2 separate regions of the Homo sapiens genome follow, and region 1 is linked to region 2. Evidence: read pairs that join two places in POLR2A ChIA-PET (ENCODE). Cell type or tissue: PC-9. All regions are shown on one strand.

Evidence for each region. ChIA-PET counts read pairs that join two places held together with the same protein. Peaks named below come from ENCODE experiments on the same cell type or tissue, not always from the same donor. Only the 100,000 strongest peaks of a DNase experiment are listed, where the experiment ranks them.
Region 1: POLR2A ChIA-PET joins it to region 2 with 5 read pairs; 2 of 35 experiments call an interaction of 5 or more read pairs at or near these places.

What each region holds. Positions count from the first base shown.
Region 1 is chr13:30,073,488-30,077,487 of GRCh38, forward strand. No RefSeq gene overlaps it. Among named protein-coding and RNA genes, the nearest start is that of LINC00365, 33 kb to the right of the region's middle. In PC-9, no CTCF peak of the experiment used is centred here; no DNase peak of the experiment used is centred here.
Region 2 is chr13:30,020,695-30,024,694 of GRCh38, forward strand. No RefSeq gene overlaps it. Among named protein-coding and RNA genes, the nearest start is that of LINC00544, 86 kb to the left of the region's middle. In PC-9, no CTCF peak of the experiment used is centred here; DNase peaks (open chromatin) are centred at 177 and 2,267; H3K27ac peaks cover 2,691 bases.

The sequences.
Region 1 (4,000 bases), 53 kb after region 2:
TTCCCCTTGACCATAGTTATTTCTGCTTGATACTATGCAAATGCCTTTATTTCACAATGCTTTTTCCTTGTTTCTTTAAACGAGAGCTTCAGAAACAAGTATAGTACACTGTGTTGCTTGAGACGTTCAAAATGCAACTAAGTCTTTCCATTCAAAGTTCAGAATATTCTTCTAAATTTAAATAAGATCCACTTGGGCTGAGCGCGGTGGCTCACGCCTGTAATCCCAGCACTTTGGGAGGCTGAGGCGGGAGGATCACGAGGTCAGGAGATCAAGACCATCCTGGCTAACGGGGTGAAACCCTGTCTCTACTAAAAATACAAAAAGTTAGCTGGGCGCGGTGGCGGGTGCCTGTAGTCCCAGCTACTTGGGAGGCTGAGGCAGGAGAATGGCATGAACCTGGGAGGTGGAGCTTGCAGTGAGCCGAGATCGTGCCACTGCACTCCAGCCTGGGCGACAGAGCGAGACTCCGTCTCAAAAAAAAAAAAAAAAAAAAAAGATCCACTTTACATTTTTGGAACGCAACCTGGTAAAGATCATTAAAATTAAAAATAATAATCTCTTTGGCTATAGATGTGACAAAGCATATAATAAAGCTAACATTCATGGAAGGTTTCCTGTGTGCCAGGCACAAGGCTAAGTGCTTTACAAGTATCATCATCTTTAATCATCACAATTCAGTGAGTAGATATATTATGATCCTCATTTTGCAAATTCAGAAGACTGGGCTACTGAATTCAACAAGACACCACTTTTTCCCCATGTGTTCATGAAATGTCACTATTAAAGTGGATATCCATTAAATTTAGAACATTAAACCCTGGCAGATGGGCAAAGAACACTAGAAACCACCCTTTCTATATGCCAGACACAGTGCTAGACCCTTGTCACAAACTATCTCATCCAACCTTCCCACTGCCTTACTATTTCCCAGAGGAAGAAATGAGGCTTAGGAAGATGGCAAACTACTGTGTTGAGATTGTTATTGGCTGCCAGGCCTAGTGCTGGGTGTTTTTCAATGGCCTCCTCATCAACAGACAATCCTCAGATAAGGAAACTCAGTGAAATGCATACAGTAAACAAACACATGAAAAAAATGGTCAACATCTCTAATAATAAAACATTACAACTGAAAACATCAATGAGGTACCAATTGCATTTGTCACATTAGCCAAACAATGCTAAATGCCAAAGGTAGTGACTTCATAGTGAAGCTAATTTATTTATATATTGCTGGTGGCATGTTTACGGCCAAACACTAAGATGCAGCATACAAATGTACGCCTGCTCTAAGATTACCCACAACGTGAAGGGAACCCAGCAAAATGAAAACAGCTGTTGTGTTAGAGTGGAATAAAATTTTTAATCTCTCAGATTGTCTTCACTCTTTTATAATATTGTTTTGACAATAAATAAAACTGGGGCAAAAAAGGATTTTATTATCCCATCTATCACTTATAGTTGAGGATTGCATTCCTGACTTCAATAAATCATCGATATGACCAAGAATTAATGAAAAAGCCAAGATTCAGTAATTTTAAGCTTCTGTTTTCACCTGAGATATCAAAAGTAGGCCCTAAAACACAGAATTTTATGATCCTCATTTAACCTCCTCATTTTCTTGATGAAGAAATGAAGGCCTAGAGACATAGAATTTCTTGTCAAGGTCAAACAGTTGCATGCAGAGCTGCAGCAAGCACCTGTTGCTCATTAAAAAAAAAAAATCCATAAAAGGAAAGTGCATTTGCTATTTATAGGAAACTGCCAAAAAATCGGCATAAAAGAAAATGGGCAGATCTCAGAATTCAAAGCTGGAGCAAATGTGTCCCTGGGGCCCATTCTAGAACTTCTGGTTGGGATGTGTTGGCCACCCGTCTCGAGCTAGGGTCTTACTCTGAGGCAGTGGTTCTCACTGTGGGGCCCCCGGGCCGGCTGCATCAGCATCACCTGGGAACTTGTTAGAAATACAAATATCTGGGACCCATTCATGGTAAAGTGAAACATAAATTCAGAGAGTGGGGCCCCGCAATATCTTTTAACAAGCTCTCCACACGTTTCTGCTGCATGCCAAAGGCTGAGAAACAGGCTCTAGGGCAGTGCCTCGCCAAGTTCAGCGCATAGGAATCACCTGGGGATCTTGTAAAACTGTAGGTTCTTATTCAACAGGTCGGAGGGATGGGGTCTGGGAGACTGCATTTCTAACAAGTTTTCAGGATATGCCAATGCTGCCTCTTTGGGGACCACACTTCGAGTAGCAAGATTCAAGTAAAGCCATGTGCCCATGTGAACAGATGCCAGGCCTGCATACATTGAACCTCAGCCCTCTGTGTCCTTCCTACTCCGAGTGTGGCCCAGACTCAGCATTGTGGGCACCCTCTGAAGCTTGTTAGAAATGCAGACTCTCAGCACCACCCCAGACCACTGCATGTAATCTGTGTTTTAAGAAAATCTGCAGGTTTACTTGGCAACATTAAATTTTGAGCAGTCCTGGTGGAGGGAGGCTGCTGGAGGCAGAGGGACAGTTAGCATCTCTGAGCCAGTCACCTCCACCAGGCAGCACCAAGACTCCACCCTAGTGCAACTGACAGATGTGACCTCCCACATTTGGAAAAGGCTGGTGGCCCAGGTGTAAGGGGAGGGGAGCTAGGGTGTCACCAGACAGAACAACCAACAACAGGGGCTGGGTAGGGGAGGACGGGGGACAGGAATCATGCAGGAGTATTTTTAATGCAAAAGTGTTAAGAAATAAGGCTTCTCCCCCGACAAAACCAAAATAAGACAAACAATGGCTGCTGTTGAAAGTTTTGCCAGGCAGTGCAACTTCGTCACATATGGGTGGGTGGGTGGCAGGCACTGAGGTTGTCATCACCTCCTCCTAAACCATCCCCCCCAGCCACAACCCTGCTCCAGAAACCAAGGAAGAAGTGGGAAAGGACTGCACAATGAAGAGAGGTTTGAGTTGGAAGCATTTTAGAGACATTGCCTACTGCATGAATTTCCTATGCTGCTGTAGGAAACCACCACAAAGTCAGTGGCTTAGAACAACATAAAAGCATCTCACGGTTCTGGAGCTCAGAAGTTCTAAAATCAGCCAGGCACGGTGGCTCACGCCTGTAATCCTAGCACTTTGGGAGGCTGAGGTGGGTGGATCACCTCAGGTGAGAAATTCGAGACCAGCCTGGCCAACATGATGAAACCTCATCTCTACTAAAAATACAAAAATTACCCAGCTACTTGGGAGGCTGAGGCAGGAGAATCGCTTGAGCCCTGGAGGCGGAGGTTGCAATGAGCCGAGATTGCACCATTGCACTCCAGCCTGGGCGACAGAGCGAGACTCCGTCTCAAAAAATAAAAAGAAGTTCTAAAATCAAAAAGTCAGTGGGGCTGTGTTCCATCTGCAGGCCTTAGAAAAGGACATATTTATCTGCCTTTTCCACCTGCATTCCTTGGCTCATGGCACCTTCCTCCATCTGCAAAGCCAGCAGTGCAGCGTAGCATCTTCAAACCTCCCCCTTTCCAACTTCTGCTTCTATCTTCACATCTCCCCCTCTGAATTTCCCACCTCTCCCTTTCTTTTCTAAGGACCCCTGAGATGACACTGGACCTCCTAGATAATCCAGATTAATGCCCCATCTCAAGGTCTTTAATTTAATCATATCTGCAAAGTCCCTTTTGCCATGAAGGATGACATATTCACAGGTCCAGGGGTTAGGATGGGGACATCTTTGGGGGTGGGGGGGAGGGTCATTGCTCAGCCTCCACACCCTTTTTCTAAAGCTTCTCTCATGGGTCTGTGGGGAAGGACGCCACCTTGCCAGGGGGCTTGCTGGGCTCCTGTGGCCCTTCTTTGAATCTGGAAGATAATGTTAATGTCACTGCCTCATTCAGAGCTGAGAACATTGTAGTATTTCATGTGTCAGACTTCCCACTGTCAGCAGGACTTAGCTTAAGTTATTTATAGTGTCAATGACTTGCCTTTTGCATTAATGTAACTGTTTGT
Region 2 (4,000 bases):
ATGGCTAGGTCAGAGGTTGATAATGGAAGTAAGTGTGTGTGTGTGTGAGAGAGAGAGAGATATTTTATTATCAATACATATATTTTTTTAAAATGTGGTGAAAACTACCCAACACCTGTGCAGTCTGTCTTACCTTTCAGAGTTTCTCTTAAGATGGAAAATATTAAGTGTATTACTCATGGAATTATTTTAAACTGGAAGGCAAAGGGAGAGCAGATGATTCATCTCCAGCTCCAGAGACAAAGAGCAAATCAGTGCTGAAGACACTTCCCTCAGGCCTCAGGCCTCCGAACTTTGGGAGAAGCTGAAGGACGGGTACCTCCTGGGAGAAGCTCTGGGTCTGAGTTTGGGGAATCACTCAGGCCTCACTGCCTTCCCTGAATCCTGCCCCCAAGCCCTTGCCCACCTTGGGGACCTTGGACAGTGCCTGGCTGGGACTGCCAACATGACTAGGAGAGCATCTGGATTCTGTGTGGGGTGCTCCCCGGCACCTGCTCCAGACCATCCTGGGAGGTCCTCCCAAAGGCCATGAGAACCTGGCAGCCAAGAGAAGAGCTGGAGCCAGCATCCCCTCCTGAAGGTCACGGTCACCTTCACCACCTGGTGTCTTCCCACCACCAGCCCCGATGCCTGGGAAATGACCTTGCCCATCTGCGGTTCTGGGGCAAATGGACAGGGCTGAGCTGAGCTCCCGAGGCTTCCTGACCCCTGAATCCACACAGCACTTAAGAAACAGAAACAAGAAAGGGACTGAAAATACACACAGGGGAAAAACAGAAGTACAGATATGGCTTAAAGAAAACCATTATTGGAGATTTGCTGTTGAGGAAATAATAAATCAAGGTGACGATCCTTGGAGCAGGCACCTGCTAACACTTTCTGTAAAGATAAGCCAGTTTCACCTTAAAGAGGATGTTAAACAGATCTGTCAACCCCAGGCAAACTAGGTTGGCCAAATAAACTGACAATTAATAGATAGCACCAAAGATAAATGGCATTCTGAGAAGATTCACTTAAAGGCTGGCATTTTGAAAAGACAGTGTTTAGGGAAGAGATGATGAAGTTAAAGGATCAAGTGCCAGGCAGGAAATACAGCTCCTCCCAGCTCCAGCCTGAAATGCCTCATCCTGAACCCATGCTCTGCCTCTTAGGGCTGAAATCGAAATGTATGAATCACTCAACCAGAAAATTACAACTTCCCTTTTAAATATCTAGTTTTTAAAGGGTTAATCTACTCTTTAATGTCTTCATTTTAAACAGAGTAAGATCTAGGTTTTTTTTTAAGTCGGAGTAACTTTCCAAACATATAATAGACATCTAGAAAGATTGCAGAAGACTATAAAATAATAAGATTTAAAGCAGTCTCCCAAGAACATGCTGAGCCCATACAACGGGAGCACTTATTTGTTATTTGTTCACAGCCAAAGACAGAATGTGAAGCTCAAGTTCAATCTTCAGTTCATCAGCACATTAACTGCGGCTTCGTTTTAAAAAATCTACTTCTGAGGCTAAATGTTTAAGTAGGAACTTCTTTTTGATCCCATCCAGTTGGAAACTACTGATTTTCACCACAATGCTCCAAGTTCCACTAGTGTTTGCTTTCTCGGTCATGAGGCGCTACACAGGGAGGACTCCCAAAAGCAGGCAGAGAGCGTTCCCCACGGCTCACCACCTCCATCTTTCCACTGGGAGCCGCGTCCTCTGAGCCACAGCCCTGCCTTCCATTCCAGGGCATGCTCTTGACATGAAATTACTCCTTGTCACAGCAGAGCAGCTAGAACGGTCTCCATAACAACTCCTGCTCTGCAGGCTGCTAGGAGGGCTTTCTCTGCCTCTGTGTTCTCCATCTTCTCACCCAGCCAGGTGATAGGCTGGCTTCCTTCGTGATCCTAGTACCTTTCTTACAGGCAGCCTTAGACACAGGCCAGCGTCGAGAGGAGGGAGTCTCTCCCCTTCTCAGCAACTCAGTCCCTGCTTCCTTTATGGCTCCACGAGGTGCACGTTAGACTTGCCTGAGTCTGGGTCAGGGGACAGGGTTTCCTTTTTCTTCTGCTTCTGAACTATCCAGATCCAAGGAGAGACTTCCTGGGGTGTGACAAAGATTCTTTGCTTGGCCAAACTTTAGTCAGGCTTCTGAATCTACTCCTAGGCCTGTGTCTGCTTCCTTGTAAAATCCAGTTTCAGCAAATAATGCTGTCAAGGCAGTTTAGTAAGAATCTCCCATTGTTGTCACCCGGTCACCCTCTGTATCTGATCAAAATGCTTGACTCTTCACCCTTGGTATCTGATCACCCTGGACTGCCTTCAGCAGGAATCCTGTTTGGTTGGTTCAGCCAGAATTCCCCACAGATTTGATGTCTCATCTTAGCAATTTTCCATCTCCTGCCCCCTGCTCCTTGGCTATGCATCCGCACTTATCCAGGTACTCAGAACAGAGCCCAGTTCTTCACTGGGGCCTCTCTCCCCCTATTGCAATGGTCCCAAATAAAATTTGTCTTCTCCACTTTAACTTCTGAATGACCCTGGTTTTCTTCGGCAGGTGTTAGGACATGACTTACTGCCCATGCAGAAGCTCTCCCTCCCCTTATCTTGGCCTTTGCACTTCTCTTCCAAGTTTGAATTGCTGGTTTTGATTGGTGGCTCAATCCTCCTGCATCCCAGAGGACTCCTTCCTGGAGCCTGGGGCCATCCACCCTCCAGGATAGCTGAGAGCAGAGCATTGTCTCCTTATCGGACCCTTTGCAGATTGGCCCAGGGTGGCTGCAGTCTGTCTGACATCTAGGTCTTGACCTCAGCTTGGTCACTGTGCTCTTCCCTTTGAGAGGGCCCCTTTTCTTTACCCTGGAATTCATAAGGCTGTTTGTCAGATCTACCCAGGGAATGTCATCTTTCCCCTGACCGTCTGGCTTCCTGGTACCAGCCTTTGAAGCTGACTTGACCTGCTGGTGGGGCCCAGTCTCACTTCCTCCCGGGCTGCCCTATGGGGTGAGGAGTAACAGAGCTGGCGCACCAGCCATCCCTGATAGCACATGTGAGGGCACATCATCGCGGCCTGAGAGAGTGATAAGAGCCCAGCCACTGGCACATGAAAGGTCAGGCTCCTGGACTATGAACTTCCTTCCAGATTTCTGCAATAGCAATACACTGGGATGTTTCTGGGCCAGAAAACAAGGGGCTGGGTTGGGCACGGTGGCTCACACCTGTAATCCCAGCACTTTGGGAGGCTGAGGCAGGCAGATCACCTGAGGTCAGGAGTTCGAGACCAGCCTGGCCAATATGGTAAATCCCTGACTCTACTAAAAAATACAAATGTTAGCCAGGCATGGTGGGCGCCTGTAATCCCAGCTTCTCGGGAGGTTGAGGCAAGAGAATCACTTGAACCTGGGAGGCGGAGGTTGCAGTGAGCCGAGATCATGCCACTGAACTCCAGCCTGGGCGACAGAGCGAGACTCTGTCCAAAGAAAGGAAGGAAGGAAGGGAGGGAGGAAGGAAGGGAGGGAGGGAAGGAGGGAAAGAAAGGAGAGAGAAAGAGAGAAAGGAAGGAAGGAAGGAAGGAAGGAAGGAAGGAAGGAAGGAAGGAAGGAAGGAAGGAAGGAAAGAAAGAAAAGAAAGAAAAAAGAAAGAGAGAAAGAAAGAAAGAGAAAAGAAGGGAAAGAAAGGGAGGAAAGAAAGAAAAGAAGGAAGTAAAGAAATAAAAAAAGGAAATAAAGAAAAGAAGGAAAGAAAGAAAGAAAACGGGGCTGAAGATGTGGCCAACTGGCTAGCATAGGCCATTTGCCACCCTGGTGTAAATGTGCTTCCTTCTTATGACATTAGCATTTAGATTTGGTATTTGGAGTATCCTGATGTCATTGAGCCTTTTCATACTCACTCTTTATTAGAACATGTTCTCTTTTCTCTCTATTGTGGAGAGATAATATTGCAGCGTTCTGAATAATAGCAGGACAGTCACTGTTGTCCATGGCAACAAGGCTGCGTTGCAATGCTCCGTTTGGTAAAT